Linked DNA regions of Homo sapiens: region 1 is linked to region 2. A link is an interaction called in ENCODE POLR2A ChIA-PET data of the cell type or tissue named here. Cell type or tissue: Caco-2. All regions are shown on one strand. Links, peaks and the distances in the headings refer to the core of each region. The heading gives the core; the rest is flanking DNA.

Region 1 (8,869 bases), core at 442-8,441, 91 kb before region 2:
AGGACTTGCCAGCAGTTTTGCTTTGAGGGCCTCAGCCTCACCTCCAGGAAAAGGTTCTGTAAGAAAACCCAGTCCTAGGCCAGGTGCGGTGACTCACACCTGTAATCCCAGTGCTTTGGGAGGCTAAGGTGGGAGGATGGCTTGAGGCCAGAAGTTCTAGACCAGCCTGGGCAACTTAGTGAGACCCCATCTCTACAAAATTTTAAGAAAGAAAGAAAACCCAGTCCCCTGGGATCAGAATGGAGGACCCTCCCCCCCAACAACAACCCAACCTGTCACTGCCCCAAACAAGGTCCAGCCCTGGCAGGGAGGAGATGTGAATGTCCAGATGGAACAGTATCATGACAGGCCCATGGGCCAGGGACACAAGCTGGGATAGAATCTCACTGGGTTATCACAAGCAAGATACTCAGTTTCTTTGAGCCTCAGTTTTCCTATCTGCAAAATGGGACTAATATCTCTGTTTAAAACTTGTCATAAGGAATTAAATAGGATATTATTATATATATAAAGTACTTAGCACAGATAAGCACTTAACAAGTTAAAGTTGTTACTTTTACTGATTATAAATGAACCAATGATCACTTGTTATTATTCAATCAAGACAGAGGTTTTGAGAGAGAGACCAGCAGAGCTGAGAGTTTGGGGGAAGCCAACAAGGCCAGTGCTGAGTGAGACCTCAGATGTAGGAGGTACAAGGGTTAGATTCTCAAGATCAAGACTCAGCCCTTAGCCAGACATGGTGGTAGGCACCTGTAGTCGCAGCCACTCAGGAGGCTGAAATGGGAGGATCGTTTGAGTCCAAGAGTTGGAGGCTGCTGTGAGCTATGATCACACCACAGCACTCCAGCCTGGGCAACAGAGTGAGACCCTGTCTGTAAAAAAGAAAAAAGGAAAAAACACAGCCAGGAGTGTTGGCTCATACCTGTCATCCCAGCTGCCTGGGGGGCCGAGGCAGAGGGATCACGTGAGCCCAGGAGTTCAAGGCTACAGTGAGCTATGATTGCACCACTGCAGTCCAGCCTGGGCAACAGAGTGAGACCCTGTCTCTATTTTTTTAAAAAAATTTAAATTAAAAAATAAAATACTCGACCTCAGGCCGGACTTGGTGGCTCACACCTGTAATCCCAGCACTTTGGGAGGCCAAGGCGGGTGGATCACCTGAGGTCAGGAGTTCGACACCAGCCTGGCCAACATGGTGAAACCCCATCTCTACTAAAAATACAAAAATAAGCCAGGTGTGGTGGCAGGTGCCCTGTAATCCCAGCTACTTGGGAGGCTGAGGCAGGAGAATCGCTTGAACCTGGGAGGCAGAGGTTGCAGTGAGCTGAGACCACGCCACTGCACTCCAGCCTGGGTGACAGAGTGAGTCACCATCTAAAGGAAAAAAAAAAACATAAGACTCGACCTCTTTTTCTGCTGAAGGGACTGCTCTTCCAGCCTCCTGTATGTCTGGGGCAGGATGGGCTCGGGATGGACAGGCTGAGCCTGTTCTGACACCACACCCGTGGGAGAGGCCAGAGACAAATGTTAGGGCAGGAACGGGCAGACGGGGGACCATCAGAGCACCCTGAATTCGTGTATGGTCCGAGGTGGGAGAGGGTGGAAGGACTGGGGGCTGGGGCCGGCCTCGGGGGCTCTGGGGGTGAAAGCCCGGTGGTCATGGCCGGTGGAGGGCGTGTGACCGTCCCGTGGGGCCCTGCTCACTTGTGCCTCCTGTGTTTTGATAGAGAAGTGGGACGCCTTCATAAAGGAAACCGAGGACATCAACACGCTCCGGGAGTGTGTGCAGATCCTGTTTAACAGCAGATATGGTGAGTGGGCGGCGCGGCCCGCCGTGTGGCCCCAGCAGCCGTGTTGAGCATCTCATTACGTGGCAATCACTCGTGTTCCCCAACACGGCAGCGGGAGCCATATGCTGGCTCCCGCGCGCCGGCACCGCTAATGTCATCCGTCGCGGGCTCCTCCTGTCTGGGTAGGGGGTGGTTGTGTCAATATTTCCCTTCCAGATTCTTCAGGGGGCGGAACTGATGGCAAAGCCCCAGACCTGGGCTCAGTGGCGGGGAGCGGGACAGGTTGGGGGCAGAGATTACCCATCTGGGGGCCGGGCGCAGTGGCTCATGCCTGTCATCCCAGCACTTTGGGAGGCCACGGTGGGAGGATCACCTGAGGCCGGGAGTTCAAGACCAGCCTGACCAACACAGTGAGACCTCCCATCTCTACAAAAACAAATTTTTTAACTAGGCTGGGTGCAGTGGCTCATGCCTGTAATCCCAGCACTTTGGGAGGCAGAGGCAGGCGGATCACCTGAGGTCAGGAGTTCAAGGCCAGCCTGGCCAACATGCCAGAACCCTGTCTCTACTAAAAATACAAAAATTAACTGGGTGTGGTAATACACGCCTGTAATCCCAGTTACTCAGATCCTGAGGCACCAGAATCACTGGAACCTAGGAGGTGCAGGTTGCAGTGAGTCGAGATCGTGGCATTGCACTTCAGCCTGGTGACACAGTGAGACTCTGTCTCAAAAAATATAAATAAATACAAATTAAAAATTAAAAAATTAACCACACACCTGTGGTCTTAGCTACTTGCAGGCTGAGGTGGGAGGATTGCTTGAGTCCAGAAGGTTGAGGCTACAGTGAGCTACGATTGTACCCCTGCACTCCAGCCTGGGTGACAGAGCGAGACCCTATCTCTACAAAAAAACAAACAAAACAGATTGCCCATCAGGGGAACTATCCATAAGGCCCAGAAAAATCTCTGTTGGCCTCATGTGCAAGTCCCCCACAGTAACACACCATTTCCCACCTCCCAGCTTTACCTGTGCTGTGCCCTCTGTCTGGCACAGTCTTTTCACATTTTAGGGACAAATTCCTAATTGTTCTTTGAGACTCGTCTTGGGAGTCACCTCCTCTAGGAAGCCTTTGGGTCCCCAGCCTGGGCCAGGTAGGCCTGGGTACCCTGATGGTTCCCTCTCTGTGACACATTGGGAACTTGACGCCCCCTGCCTGCCGCTGTCTCCCTGAGGGCCAGGACTGCACCCAACCCCTCTCTTTGTCCCTAGCACCCAGGACAGAGTCAGGCTCATAGCAGATGTCAGCCCACCGCACTCTGGAAAGAAAACACAAGTGGTAGGCGCTGTGGCTCATGCCTGTCATCCCAGCACTTTGGGAGGCCGAGGCAGGTGAATCACTTGAGCTCGAGAGTTCGAGACCAGCCTGGCCAACATGGTGAAACCCCGTCTCTACAAAAATACAAAAATTAACTGGGCGTGGCATGGTGGCATGCACCTGTAATCTTAGCTACTTTGGGAGGCTGAGGCAGAAGAATCACTTGAACCCGGGAGGCAGAGGTTGCAGTGGGCCGAGATCACGCCACTGCACTCCAGCCTGGGTGACAGAGTGAGACTTTCTCTCAAAAAAAGAAAAGAAAATCATTAAGGAAAGAATTTAAAAAGAAAAAAAAAAGAAGGGAGGATAATTCCAAGGAAGAAACAGTCTCAATAGGCTGGGAAGTCAGGGGTGGCTTCATGGACGAGGTGTCTTGTGACCACGTCTGGGGCAGCCTCTGCGTGTGGGCTGGACCTTCCACATTGACATGGGGCTGAACAAGACTCTGGAGGCCTTAGTGAGGAGCCTGGGATAGCCAGCTACCTTTGATGTGGCCACCCTGGCCCAGCCACGCCTCCTCACTCCTCAGAGCTGCAAAGGGCTGTCTGCACCTGCCCCTGAGTCTCTCCCCGCCCCAGGCAGGTGTGAGCCAGGCGGAGGTTGGGGGAGGGGAACCAGGGAGGAGCCGGCTCTGCCTGCCTTGGGAGGGTTCTGCCCAGGCCAGTGTTCTGGCCTGTCCCACGCTCTGGACTTTCCAAAATGCCAAGCCTTTTCCAAATGTCAGTTCCTGAGTCACATCCAAAGAGTGTTGGGTGTGGAGTGGTCAAGATCTTGTTCCCCATAAAGCCGGAGCTCCCTCTGGGGAGCTGCGTGGGGGAGAAGGCAGCTGCCCAGTACTGGGGACCCCACGGGTGGTGGGGACGGGGTCTGGCAGCCCAAGGCATTCCACTGGTCGTGGGTGAGCAAACCCTGCTCCCAGCTCTACCAGCCACCAAATCTGGGTGAATTGGGCCAGTGACAGTGTGGGTGGTACAAAGGAGGAAGAAACAGAAAAATTAGAATTGGGGGAAACATTAGGCTTCAGGAAGTCTCGAGGACATGTCCTCTGGGATGATGCTGGGACCAGGTGAGGGGCCGAGGAGGGTGCATGGTGGCACTGCATGAAGGCAGCCCCTTCCCAAGGGGCAACAGCAGGGTTCGGGGGTTGGCCCTCTGTCCACTGAATCTCCCCAGTGCTGAAAAGACAAGCCCCAATAAACCAGATGAACCAGACGGAGACAAATTCACAGGCACTCAAAGGACCAATTGCTCAAGGGCTGGGGCTGGGGGTGGCTGCTGATGTGGGAGGTGGGGGGGAAGTGGGGAGAGATGCTTTGCCAGCTGTTGAGATTTCGAAGGTTTCATTTGACAACGAGCTAAGTGTGACATCTCAGTGGGATCTGGATGCCAAAGCCGCCAACGCAGACCTGGGCCGCTGCATCAACAGGAAAACAGTGTCAGAGGCACCCAAGGGAGGGCCCAAGCAGGGCTGGAGGGAGGTCCAGCTCTGGGCTGGCACTTACAGGAACACAGACAAAGCATAGTGTGGCCAGAGAAGCAGGGCTAGGACAGGGAGGGGCCTGAGGAACAGCCAGGAGATATGGGAGCCTGGAGGGAGGACAGTGTATCGAGGCCCCGTCCATGGTCATACGGGGAGGCAAGAGTGAAGTGGATACTCAGGTCAGGGGAAGGGTGACCCATGAAAGTACTTGCTTAAGGCCAGGAGCGGTGGCTCATGCCTGTAATCTTAGCACTTTGGGAAGCTGAGGCAAGAGGATCACTTGAGCCCAGGAGTTCAAGATCAGTCTGGGCAACATAGCAAGACCCCGTCTCTTCAAAAAATAAAAAAGTAAATAGCTGGGCATGGTAACACATGCCTGTAGTCCTAGCTACTCAAAAGGCTGAGGTAGGAGGATGACTTTAGCCAGAAGTCGAGGCTGCAGTGAGCAATGATTATGCCACTGCACTTCAGCCTGGGCTGTTAGCAAGACCCTGTCTCTGAAAAAGAAAGAAAGAAAGTACCAGCTTGTATTAGGAACATAGTAGGTGCTTAAAAAGTATTTGGTGTGGGGCCGGGGACTGTGGTTCACTCCTTTAATCCCAGCACTTTGGGAGGCCAAGGCAGGCGGATCACCTGAGGTCAGGAGTTCAAAACCAGCCTGGCCAACATGGTGAAACCCTGACTCTACTAAAAATACAAAAATTAGCTGGGCGTGGTGGCACACGCCTGTAATCCCAGCTACTCGGGAGGCTGAGGCAGGAGAATTGCTTGAACCCAGTCAGGGAGTTTGCAGTGAGCCAAGATTGTGCCGCTGCACTCCAGCCTGGGCAACAGAGCAAGACTCCATCAGGGAAAAAAAAAAAGTATTTGATGAATGAATTAATGAAAACGTGTAGCTGGGGTCGAAGTGAATGACTGAAATGGCACAAGTCTGGGAAAACAGAGCAAGTAGCCTGGGCATGAGCCTGGATTCTGTCTGCTTGGCTGTTGGCAGAGCCGTCAGCTTCTGGGGTGTGTTTTGTTTATGGCGCTGGTGAATGAAGGGCGTGCCAAGCTCCTCCCTGGAAGAAGGCACACACCTGTGCTCACCTGTGCAACTACTCGCCTGCCAGGAGCTAATCTCAAGCTTGGGCACTTCCTTTAGCCATTTGTATATTCACTATGCAGAAAGCACTTAGTGTGTGCCCAGCCCCATTGAGGTCGCAGTGGCAAGGCAGAAAACAAAACCCCTACTCTTTTTCAGACAGTCTCGCTCTGTCACCCAGGCTGGAGTGTAGTGGTGCAATCACAGCTCACTGCATCTTCGAACTCCTGGACTCAAGCGATCCTCCAGCATCAGCCTGCCAAGTAGCTGGGACTACAGGCCCAAGCCCGGCTAATTTTTTGTATTTTTATAGAGATGGCTTCTTACTGTGTTGCCCAGGCTGGTCTTGAACTCCTGGGCTCAAGCATTTCCCAACAACTGTAGCCTTCCAAAGTGCTGGGATGACAGGCATGAGCCACTGCACCTGGCCAAAACCCCTGTTCTTATGCAGCTTCCTTTCTAGACAGTACACATAGAGATGAGTGTGGATGTAGTGTCAGGTGATGACCAGTGGATGACAGACACAGCAGGGGAGGGAATGAGGGATGGAGGAGGCTGTGTTAGGCTGCCAAAGTGCTATTTGAGCAAACACCTGAAAGGAGGGAGGGAGGGAGGGAGGGAAGGAAAGATGGGTGGATGGATGGATGGATGGATGGATGGATGGATGGATGGATGGATGGATGAATGGATGGATGGGCAGATGGATATACAGCCGGGTGGGTGGGTGGGTGGATGGATGGATGGATGGATGGATGGATGGATGGATGGATGAAAGGATGGATGGATGAATGGGCAGATGGATGGATGGATGGATGGATGGATGGATGGATGGATGGATGGATGGATGGACGGACAACCGGGTGGATGGGTGGATGGATGGATGGATGGATGGATGGATGGATGGATGGATGGATAGACGGATGGATGGATGGATGGATAGACGGACTGATGGATGGATGTTTATGGATTTCTAGGAGAAAGGGATCTGAGCAGACAGAAGAGCAGGTACAAAGGCATTGAACCGAGTGTATGCTCCTGGCCTGTAGGGGAAGCACCAAGGGGGCGGCAGGGGTAGGGGGAGCACACAGAGGCATGAAGGGGGCAGATGAGGCCAGAGGTGATGAAGTCACATACGTAGGACTTTGGCTGTCACCAAATGAGATGGGAGCCACTGGACATTTTTTATTTTTATTTTTTGAGACAGGGTCTCACTCTGTTGCCCAGGCTGGAGTGCAGTGGCATGATCTTGGCTCACTGCAGCTTCGAACTCCTAGGCTCAAGTGATTCTCCCACCTCAGCCTCCCGAGTAGCTGGGACCACAGGCGTGCACCACCACACCTAGCTTTTTGTATTTTACTTTCTGCAGAGATGGGGTCTTGCTGTGTTGTCCAGGCTGGTCTTGAACTCCTGGGCTCAAGCCATCTGTCCACCTCAGCCTCCCGGAGTGCTGGAATTACAGGCATGAGTCACCGCACCCAGCCCAGCCAATTTCCTAACAGAAAAGTGATATGATTTTGACATTTCTGCAGGATCCCTCTGGCCGCTACATGGCCAGAGTGGAGTGGGGACGGTGGGAGGTGATGGGGACCGCAGCTCCCGGGTCCTGTGTGTCCAGCAGCCTGTCTAACACTCAGCCTTGCTGTTTGGTTGTCTTTCCAGCGGAAGCCCTGGGCCTGGACCACATGGTCCCCGTGCCCTACCGGAAGATTGCCTGTGACCCGGAGGCTGTGGAGATCGTGGGCATCCCGGACAAGATCCCCTTCAAGCGCCCCTGCACTTATGGAGTCCCCAAGCTGAAGCGGATCCTGGAGGAGCGCCATAGTATCCACTTCATCATTAAGAGGTGCGGGTGGGGCTGGGCGCAGTGGCTCATGCCTGTAATCCCAGCACTTTGGGAGGCCAAGGCAGGCAGATCGCTTGAGGCCAGGAGTTCGAGACCAGCCTGGTCAACATGGCAAAACCCCGTCTCTATTAACAATACAAAAATTAGCCAGGTGTGGTGGTGGGTGCCTGTAATCCCAGCTACTTGGGACGCTGAGGCAGGAGAATCTCTTGAACCCGGGAGGCAGAGGTTGCAATGAGCCAAGATCATGCCACTGCACTCCAGCCTGGGTGACAAAGTGAGACTCTGTCTCAAAAAAGAGAGGTGCGGGTGGGCGTAGGGGTCTGGCCTTCTGCTCCGGGCTTGGCTTGGGCTCCGGGTTTTGGGGCATGTGGGCTAAGCAGGGGCCTGGGGAGGCAATGATGGGGCAGGGGCAGAATGAATGGGTTCTCTAACTTAACACAGAGAATAAGACGAGTCTGAGAGAGAATTCTGTTATAGCTCCTTGTGTAGCTGTGTGGCCTATTCCTTCTGGGCCTTTTGAGGATTGAATGGAAAATGCAGGCACGGTGTCTGGCCTAATCAGGCACTTTGTAATTTTTTTTTTTTTTTTTTTTTGAATAGAGATGGGATCTTGCTATATTGCCCAGGCCTGCATAGCCTGAGTGTCAGAGCAAGGCCCTGTTTCTTAAAAAAAAAAAAAAAAAAAAAAAGGCGGCAGGGGTGGGGGGAAGGGACAATGATGGCCCCCCCGACCCAAGTTTTCCTAACATAAAATGAAAAAGTGGATGAAACACACCTGACATGTAGCAGATGTTTAATAAGCATGAGGTGTTTTTTCATTGTCCTTATTTCCCTTGTGAATTAAAACATCATTAAGTGCATCGGTGCACCTGAAGACATTTCCGACCTGGGCGTCCTTGGGCAAGTTACTTAACCACTCTGTGCCTCATTTACATAAACCAGGCCTGATACCAGCCCAGGCAACATGGCGAGACCCCATCTCTGCAAAATATTTAAAAAGTTAGCCAGGCATGGTGGCAGGTACCTGTAGTCCCAGCTACTTGGAGGCTGAGATGGGAGGATCACTTGACCACAGGAGTTCGAGACTGCAGTGAGCTATGATCGTGCCACTGCACTCCAGCCTGGGTGACAGAGTGACACCCCATCTCAAAAAATAAAAAATAGGCCAGGCATGGTGGCCTGGATTACGCCTGTAATCCCAGCACTTTGGGAGGCCAGGATGAGTGGATCACCTGAGGTCAAGAGTTTGAGACCAGCCCGGCCAACATGGTGAAACTCCGTCTCTACTA
Region 2 (8,869 bases), core at 551-8,550:
CTCAGCCTCCCAAGTAGCTGGGATTACAGACACCTATCACCAGGCCCACCTAATTCTTGCATTTTTAGTAGAGACAGGATTTCACCATGTTGGCCAGGCTGGTCTCAAACTCCTGACCTCAAGTGATCTGCCTGCCTCAGCTTCCCAAAGTGCTGGAATTACAGGCATGAGCCACCACGCCTGGCCACAGCTAATTTTTTTTAATGTTTTGTAGACAGGAGTCTCACTATGTTCCCCAGTCTGGTCTCTAACTCCTGGCCTCAAGGGATCCTCCTGCCTTGGCCTCCCAAAGTGCTAGGATTCCAGGTGTGAGCCACCACCCCTGGCCCAGAATGCTCTTTTCTTCTTCATAGCCTTCAGGCTTCATGCTGAGAACAGAGTCTCACTCTGTCACCCAGGCTGGAGTGCAGTGGTGCGATCTTGGCACCCGCCTCCTGGGTTCAAGCAATTCTCCTGCCTCAGCCTCCCAAGTAGCTGGAACTACAGGCATGCACCACCATGCCTGGCTAATTTTTGTATTTTTATTTTATTTTATTTTATTTATTTATTTTTGGATATGGAGTCTTGCTCTGTCACCCAGGCTAGAGGACAGTGGTGCCATCTTGGCTCACTGCAACCTCCCCCTCCCGGGTTCAAGCGATTCTCCTGCTTCAGCCTCTCAAGTTGCTGGGATTACAAGTGCCTGCCACCTCGCCTGGCTAATTTTTGTGTTTTTAGTAGAGACGGGGTTTCACCATGTTGGCCAGGCTAGTCTCAAACTCCTGACCTCATGATCCACCTGCCTCAACCTCCCAAAGTGCTGGGATTACAGGCATGAGCCACCTCATCCGGCCGACCCCATCTCTAACATAAAAATTTTCTTAAACTGGTGGGGCCTTTGGGAGGAGATAAGGTGATGAGGGTGAAGCCTTCATGAATGGGATTAGTGCCCTTATAAAAGGGACCTGTTTAAGCTTGTTTGCCCATTCCACCATATGAGGACATGTGAGAAGGGACCATCTATGAGAAACGGTTCCCTTACCAGACACCAAATCTGCCAGCACTTTGACCTTGGACTTCCCAGCTTCCAGAACTGTCAGAAACCTGCCAGGCGCAATGGCTCACGTCTGTAATCCCAGCACTTAGGGAGGCCAAGGCGGGCAGATCACTTGAGGTCAGGAGTTCAAGACCAGCCTGGCCAACAGGGTGAAACCCTGTCTCTACTAAAATACAACAAAATTAGCTGGGTGTGGTGGCACACACCTGTAGTGCCAGCTACTCGAGAGGCTGAGGCAGGAGAATCGCTTGCACCTGGGAGGCAGAGATTGCAGTGAGCCAAGACTGAGCCACTGAACTCCAGCCTGGGCGACAAGGCGAGACTCTGTCTCAAAAAAAAAAAAAAAGAACTGTAAGAAGAAAACGCTTGTTGTTTATAAGTCACCCCCCAGTGTATGGTATTTTTGTTGTAACAACCCATATGGACTAAGATACTTGGGTTGGCTGTCAGGGCCAGGAAGTAAAAGTGACCATGTTGTCTTCCCAGGAGGCCATAAGCCCATTGCTAAGGGAAATAAGCCATCAAGAACAATTCAATGGCCGGGCACAGTGGCTCACGCCTGTAATCCCAACACTTTGGGAAGCCGAGGCGGGTGGATCACCTGAGGTCAGGAGTTCGAGACCAGCCTGGCCAACACAGTGAAATACCGTCTCTACTAAAAATACAAAAAAAAAAAAAAAAAAATTAGCCGGGCATGGTGGCAGGCAACTGTAATCCCAGCTACTTGGGAAGGTGAGACAGGAAAATCACTTGAACCCGGGAGGCAGAGGTTGCAGTGAGCCAAGATCAAGCCACTACACTCCAGCCTGGGTGACAAGAGTAAAACTCCGTCTCAAAAAAAAAAAGGAACAATTGTATAATCCCACTTATGTGATATATCTAGAAAAGGTAAATTCACACAGACAGAAAATAGAATAAAGGCAACTAGAGATCAGGAGAAGGGGATATGGAGAGTTAGCGTTTAATGGGTAAAGAGTTTCTGTTTGGGGCCGGGCGCAGTGGTTTACATCTATAATCCCAACATTTTGGGAGGCTGAGGCAGGTGGATCACTTGAGGTCAGAAGTTCAAAACCAGCCTGGCCAACATGGCGAAACCCGTCTCTATTAAAAAAAAAAAAAAAAGAAAAGAAAAAGAAAAAATTTGAGACTCTGTCTCAAAAAAATAAATAATTAATTTTTTTAAAAATACAAAAATTAGCCAGGCCTGGTGGCACATGCTTGTAATCCCAGCTAATGGAGAGGTTGAGGCATGAGAATTGCTTGACCCTGGGAGGTAGAGTTTACAGTGAGCTGAGATTGAGCCATTGTACTCCAGCCTGGGCAAGAGAGCAAGACTTCATCTCAAAAAAAAAGCAAGTGTAGAAGAAAGAGTGGAAGGCAGTGTAGAAATATAAGTAGTAATTATCTTTCAGTAGTGGGATTATGAGTGTTTTTATTTTTTCCTCATGCTTTTCTCTTTGTATACTTTTCTTTTTCCTTTTTTTTTTTTTACATTTTTCTAAAATTAGCACATATTACACTTCTAATCAGGCAAAAATCAATGAGCGTTTTTTGGTTTGTTTGTTTTTAGACAAGGTCTCATTCTGTCACTCAAGCTGGAGTTTGGTGGCATGATCATAGCTCACTGCAGCCTTGAACTCCTGACCTCAAGCGATCCTCCTGCCTTAGCCTCCCAAAGCACTGGGATTACAGGCGTGAGCCACCATGCCTGGCCAACTGTTGTTTTCCCATAGCACATATTGTGCTTTGAATCAGAGTTGGCTGATACATGTCTCTTTCCCTTTGTCTTCTCTCGCCCCGACCGTGCACTCAGCGCCTAGAAGGCAGAAGCCATCTATGACCGTGGGGACCAAAGTGACACTCTGGAAATAGGGCGCATAAGGAGAGAGAGTGTGTGTTTCAGCAGCTGCTGCAGACTGCACCATCTAACCCTGAGCTGCTGTCACCCAAGAAAAGTGAAACTCATTTCTTATTTAAGCCACGGTTTGCAGGAGCTGAATGCAATCCTGACTGATCACCATATGCTCCATTTTCATTAAGCTAGAAAATTAGCCAGCCATGGTGGTGCATGCCTGTGGTCCCAGCTACTCCGGAGGCTGAGGCTGGAGGATCACTTGAGCACAGCAGGTAGAGGGTGCTGTGAGCTATGATCGTGCCACTGTACTCCAGCCTGAACCACAGAGCAAGACTCTGTTTCATAAAAATAAAGAGAAAAGGTAGAAAAATTACGTGTGTATGTGTGATCACTTACATGAGCATAAAGATGCTGAAGGATACATATCTTGCCATTAACATTGATAGTCAATATCAAGGGATAAGATTAGAGACAATGGAGAGATTATGAGGTTTCTATTTTTTAATTAATTAATTAATTATTTATTTTGAGGTAGAATCTCGCTCTGTCACCCGGGCTGGAGTGCAGTGGTGTGATCTCCGCTCACTGCAACCTTTGCCTCCCAAGTTCAAGCGATTCTCCTGCCTGAGCCTCCCAACGGCGAAACTCAGTCTCTACTAAAAATACAAAATTAGCCGGGCGTGGTGGCAGAGTGTGGTAGGTGCAGGCCTAGGGAGACTGAGGACATGGAAGGTTCGGTGGAGTTTTCCAGTTTGAGCCCAGGCCACCAGATTCAGAGTTGCTCCAAATTCCTTGGTGCAAAGGGTCAGGCTCCAGTTCCATTAGCCTAATGCAGCAGGCATCCAGGAGACCGGCAGGGCCCTGCCTGGGGACATGAGACCCAGAGGGGCAAGTGCAGCCTGGCAGAGGAGCAGAGTGACAGCTGTGGCATGTGGCGCTGGCCCCAGGCTCCCCAGAGGTGTGCCCTGGCTCTCATGAGCAGACCCAGTTACCTGCCCTGCTCTGGGGCTCTGAGATGGTGGCTGGATCCCATCTTACATGCAGCTGAGCTGGGCTGGGGCACACAGGAGCCAGGCGTGTGCCCAGTAACAAACAAAACCATGTGGCCATGCTTGCACATGATCCATGTCTTCTTGGTCAGCAGCTCTTTGCTGCTCAGAGCCTTCATGGCGCCTGCCCTGTGAAGCCACGTGGTGGGGACGGGGGTGGGGATCACAGTGCTGCTGGCCCAAACCCCCTCCCACACCCCTGCCTCCCTGCTCCTATTTCCTCTCTCGAGGCAGCCAAGGGTTTCCTGTCTTTCTGGCTGTCTGAGCGGCTTCCTCATTTATCTCTCAACATCTTGCAGCAGGTGCCATCGTTCCTTCTGTTCTTGGAAACTCAGACAGGCTGGGACCAAGCAGAGATCCGTGGGGATTGTTCAAAGGAGAGATGGCAGAGGGAAATGGCAGTGGGGTTAGTTTTGCAGGACCCAGCTAGGTTCTGGGGGAGCCAGCAGAGAGAAGGGTTTCTTTCTTTTCTCTCTCTGCTTTTTTTTTTTTTTTTTTTTCTGTTTTTAGAGACAGGGCCTTGCTCTAACACCCAGGTGGAGGCGCAGTGGCGTAATCACAGCTCACTGCAGCCTCGACCTCCCAGGTTCAAGTGATCCATGATTCTCCTGCCTCAGCCTCCTGAGTAGCTGGGACCACAGGCACACGCTACCATGCCCGGCTAATTTTTATTTTTGTAGAAATGGGGTCTCACTATGCTTCCCAGGCTGGTTTCAAACTCCTGTCCTCAAGAGGTTCTCCTGCCTTTTGGGGCCAAATTCCTGAAACCTGGACTGACTCCTGTGCCCCCTCCTCCTTTCTGACCCAGTAAAAGTCTTCTCTTTGCAGCTTCTGCACAGGGACCAAGTGAAATTGCTAACACGGGTCGGGCGCAGTGGCTCACACCTGTAATCCCAGCACTTTGGGAGGTTAAGGTGGGTGGCAGATCATTTGAGGTCAGGAGTTTGAGACCAGCCTGTCCAACATGGTAAAATCGCGCTGGGTGCGGTGGCTCACGCCTGTAATCCCGGCACTTTGGGAGGCCGAGACGGGCAGATCACGAGGTCAGGAGTTCTAGACCAGCCTGACCAACATGGTGAAACCTTGTCTCTACTAAAAATACAAAAATTAGCTGGGCCTGGTGGTGGGTGCCTGCAATCCCAGCTACTCGGGAGGCTGAGGCAGGAGAATCGCTTGAACCCAGGAGGCAGAGGTTGCAGTGAGCCGAGATCATGCCATTGCACTCCAGCCTGGGCAACAGGGCAAGACTCCATCTCATAAAAAAAAAAAAAAAAAAAAAAAAAAAGAATTGATTAAATGCCAACATGGTGAAATTTCATCTCAAAATACAAAAATTAGCTGGGCATGGTGGCACACACCTGTGGTCCCAACTACTTGGGAGGCTGAGGCGGGAGAATAACTTGAACCTGGGAGGCGGAGGTAGCAGTGAGCCAAGATCATGCCACTGCACTCCAGCCTGGGAGACAGAGTGAGACTCCAGCTCTGAAAAAAAAAAAAAAAAAGCAATTGTTAACAGAATCGTGGCTCCGAAAGTAGGGTTGCCAAATAAAATACAAGAAGCCTAGTCAAATGTGAATTTCAGATGAACAACAAATAATTGTTTTAGTGTAAGTTATGTCCATATATTGCAAGGAACATGATTGCACTCAAGAATTATTTGTTGTTTATCTGAAATTCAAATTCAACACAGCATCCCCTATTTTTATTTGCTAAATGTGGCAACCTGATCCTAAAACGGCTCAGCTTTCAAAGTTCTAATCAGATTTCTCAGAAAGGAAAGAGAGGGAGAAGGAGAGGGAACAAAAGAACAAATTGCCCCCTAAAGAAAGAAATCACTCCGTGTGCCTGAGCAATTGAGGGGCTTCCTCCTGCAGGCCCAGACACAGATGCCCCAGGAGAGAGGGCCAGGCTGTGTGAGACACTTAGGTGCTAATACTGGTTCAGCCACCAACTTCCCACCTCCCTGTAGGTCATCCCCGGGCAGTGGTTGGGATTCCCTGAGCTCCAGGGCACCTCCTCGCTGAAGATTCACAGGCCCCGGTGTCCTGGGTGCTGTCATTCATCGCACTAGTTCCCAGCACCCCCTCTGTCTGCAAAGGTCAGGCCCTGGGAGAGGAGTGAGACTCCTGGGCCCCCGAGCAGCTGGCTAGCAGGCAGATACAGACCCATAAACAGATCTCCAAGATCCAAGGGGGCAGAATTTCTGCCTTCTCCTTTAGACAGAGAGTTAGTCCCTGCTGAGCCCCGCACCTGTTCTCTCCCCTGTGCCAGCAGCCACTCAGGGATCTGCAGGGGCTGCCTACAGGTGATACTGGCTGCAGTGGCCCTAACATCGTCGACAAAAAAAAGCTCTCCATGGAGGCTGGGCGCGGTGGCTTACGACTATAATCCCAGCACTTTGGGTCGTTGAGGCGGATGGATCACCTGAGGTCAGGAGTTTGAGACCAGCCTGGCCAACATGGGCAAACCCCGTCTCTACTAAAAATATAAAAATTAGCCAGGCAGCTGGGCGAGGTGGGTCATGCATGTAATCCAGCACTTTGGGAGGCCGAGGTGGGTAGATCACCTGAAGTCAGGAGTTTGAGACCAGCCTGGTCGACGTGGTAAAACCTCGTCTCTACTGAAAAAAAAAAAAAAAAAAAAAATTGGCCAGGCGTGATGGTGGGCGCCTATAATCCCAGCTACTTGGAAGGCTGAGGCTGGAGAGTCGCTTGAACCCGGGAGCCAGAGGTTGTAGTGAGCCGAGATCGCGCCATTGCACTCCAGCCTGGGCGATAAGAGAGAAACTCCATCCCCCCAAAAAAATTAGCCAGGCATGGGCCGGGCGCAGTGGCTCATGCCTGTAATCCCAGCACTTTGGCAGGCCAAGGCCAGCGGATCACCTGAGGTCAGGAGTTCGAGACTAGCCTGGCCAACATGGTGAAACCCCATCTCTACTAAAAATACAAAAATTAGCCAGACGTGGTGGAGGGCGCCTGTAATCCCAGCTACTCGGGAGGCTGAGGCATGAGAATTGCTTGAACCCAGAAGGCGGAGGTTACAGTGAGCCAAGGTCACACTACTGTGCTATAGCCTGGGCAATAGAGCAAGACTCAGTCTCAAAAAAAAAAAAAATTAGCCAGGCATGGTGACAGCTGCCTGTAGTCCCAGCTACTTGGTAGGCTGAGGCACAAGAATCATTTGAATCTGGGAGGCAGAGGTTGCAGTGAGCCGAGATTATGCCACTGCATTCCAGCCTGGGCAACAGAGCGTGACTCCGTCTCAAAAAAAAAAAAAAAAAAAGCTCTCCATGCAGTCCCCTCATTCTTTCTTTTTTTTTTTTTCTTTTAGCATTAGGATCCTTCCCTGTCCCTCTCGAGTAGCTGGATTACAGGCTCCTGCCACTGCGCCTGGCTAATTTTTGTATTTTTAGTAGAGACGGGGTTTCACCATGTTGGTCAGGCTAGTCTCAAACTCCTGACCTCGTGATCTGCGCGCCTCAGCCTCCCAAAATGCTGGGATGGTAGGCGAGAGCCACTGCGCCCGGCAATCCTTGTCTTTTTATTATTGAGTTATAGTTCTTTACATATCTAGATACAGTCCTGGATCAGATATATGATTTGTAAAAATGGTTCCCTGTTCTGAGATTTTCTTCTCACTTTCTTGATGGTGTCTTTCAAAGCATAATTTTTTTTTTTGAGACGAAGTTTCGCTCTCGTTGCCCAGGCTGGAGTGTGCAATGGTGCAATCTCAGCTCACCACAACCTCTGCCTCCCGGGTTCAAGCGATTCTCCTGCCTCAGCCTCCTGACTAGCTGGGATTACAGGCATGTGCCACCAAGCCCAGCTAATTTTGTATTTTTAGTAGAGGTGGGGTTTCTCCATGTTGGTCAGGCTGTTCTTGAACTCTCGACCTCAGGTGATCCGCCCACCTCGGCCTCCCAAAGTGTTGGGATTACAGGCATGAGCCACCGCACCCAGCGTTTTTTGTTTTTTTAAATAGAGCCTCGCTCTGTCGCCCAGGCTGGAGCACAGTGGTGCAGTTTCAGCTCACTGTAACTTCCATCTCCCACGTTCAAGTGATTCTCCTGCCTCAGCCTCCCGAGTAGCTGGGATTACAGGCATGCACCATCACGCCTGACTAATTTTTGTATTTTTAGTAGAGATGGGGTTTTGCCGTGTTGGCCAGCCTGGTCTGGAACTCCTGACCTCAGGTGATCCACCTGCCTGGGCCTCCCAAAGTGCTGGGATTACAGGTGTGAGCCACCGTGCCCGGCCCCTGTTTGGTTTTAAAAGGACACATTGATCAGCACAGATGTTCATCACTGGGCTATTTATAATAATCAAATAGAGGCAATATCTAAATGTTCCACAGTAGAAGATGGTTAAGTGGATGTTGATGACAATGATGATGATGACAACGAATATTCCTCATGGCTTATTCTGTGCCAAACACTGTGCAAATGACCTTATATGAAAATTATCGGCCAGGCATATTGGCTCACACTTGTAACCCCAGCACTTTGGGAAGCCGAGGCGGGCGGATCACCCAAGTTCAGGAATTTCGAGACCAGCCTGGGCAACATGGTGAAACCCCATCTCTACAAAAAATACAAAAATTAAAAAAAAAAAAAAAGAAATACAAAAATTAGCTGGGCGTGGTGGCACGTGCCTCTAGTCCCAGCTATTCAGAGACCAAGGCAAGAGAATCTCTTCAGCCTGGGAGGTGGAGGTTGCAGTGAGCCAAGATCACACCACTGCACTCCAGCCTGGGTGACAGAGCAAGACCTTGTCTCAAAAAAAGAAAAAAGAAAAAAGAAGTGGGGGCGGAGGGGAGGGGAGGAGAGGGGAGGAAAGGAGAGGGAAGGAGAGAAGAGGAGAGGAGAGGAGAAAAATTACTATTAAGCGTAAGTTATCATTTTCCAACCTGATAAAGGGCATCTACAGGCTA

The links. Peaks named below come from ENCODE experiments on the same cell type or tissue, not always from the same donor. Only the 100,000 strongest peaks of a DNase experiment are listed, where the experiment ranks them.
Region 1: POLR2A ChIA-PET joins it to region 2 with 12 read pairs; 4 of 35 experiments call an interaction of 5 or more read pairs at or near these places.

The regions. Positions count from the first base shown.
Region 1 is chr7:74,522,341-74,531,209 of GRCh38, forward strand. It overlaps GTF2IRD1 (GTF2I repeat domain containing 1), which reads left to right. Exons shown (of 27, transcript NM_005685.4): 8 at 1,731-1,814; 9 at 7,394-7,577. Among named protein-coding and RNA genes, the nearest start is that of WBSCR23, 5.8 kb to the right of the region's middle. In Caco-2, for the core only: no CTCF peak of the experiment used is centred there; a DNase peak (open chromatin) is centred at 3,691.
Region 2 is chr7:74,613,477-74,622,345 of GRCh38, forward strand. No RefSeq gene overlaps it. Among named protein-coding and RNA genes, the nearest start is that of MIR10525, 22 kb to the left of the region's middle. RefSeq lists enhancers at 3,367-3,932, 3,933-4,497. In Caco-2, for the core only: no CTCF peak of the experiment used is centred there; no DNase peak of the experiment used is centred there.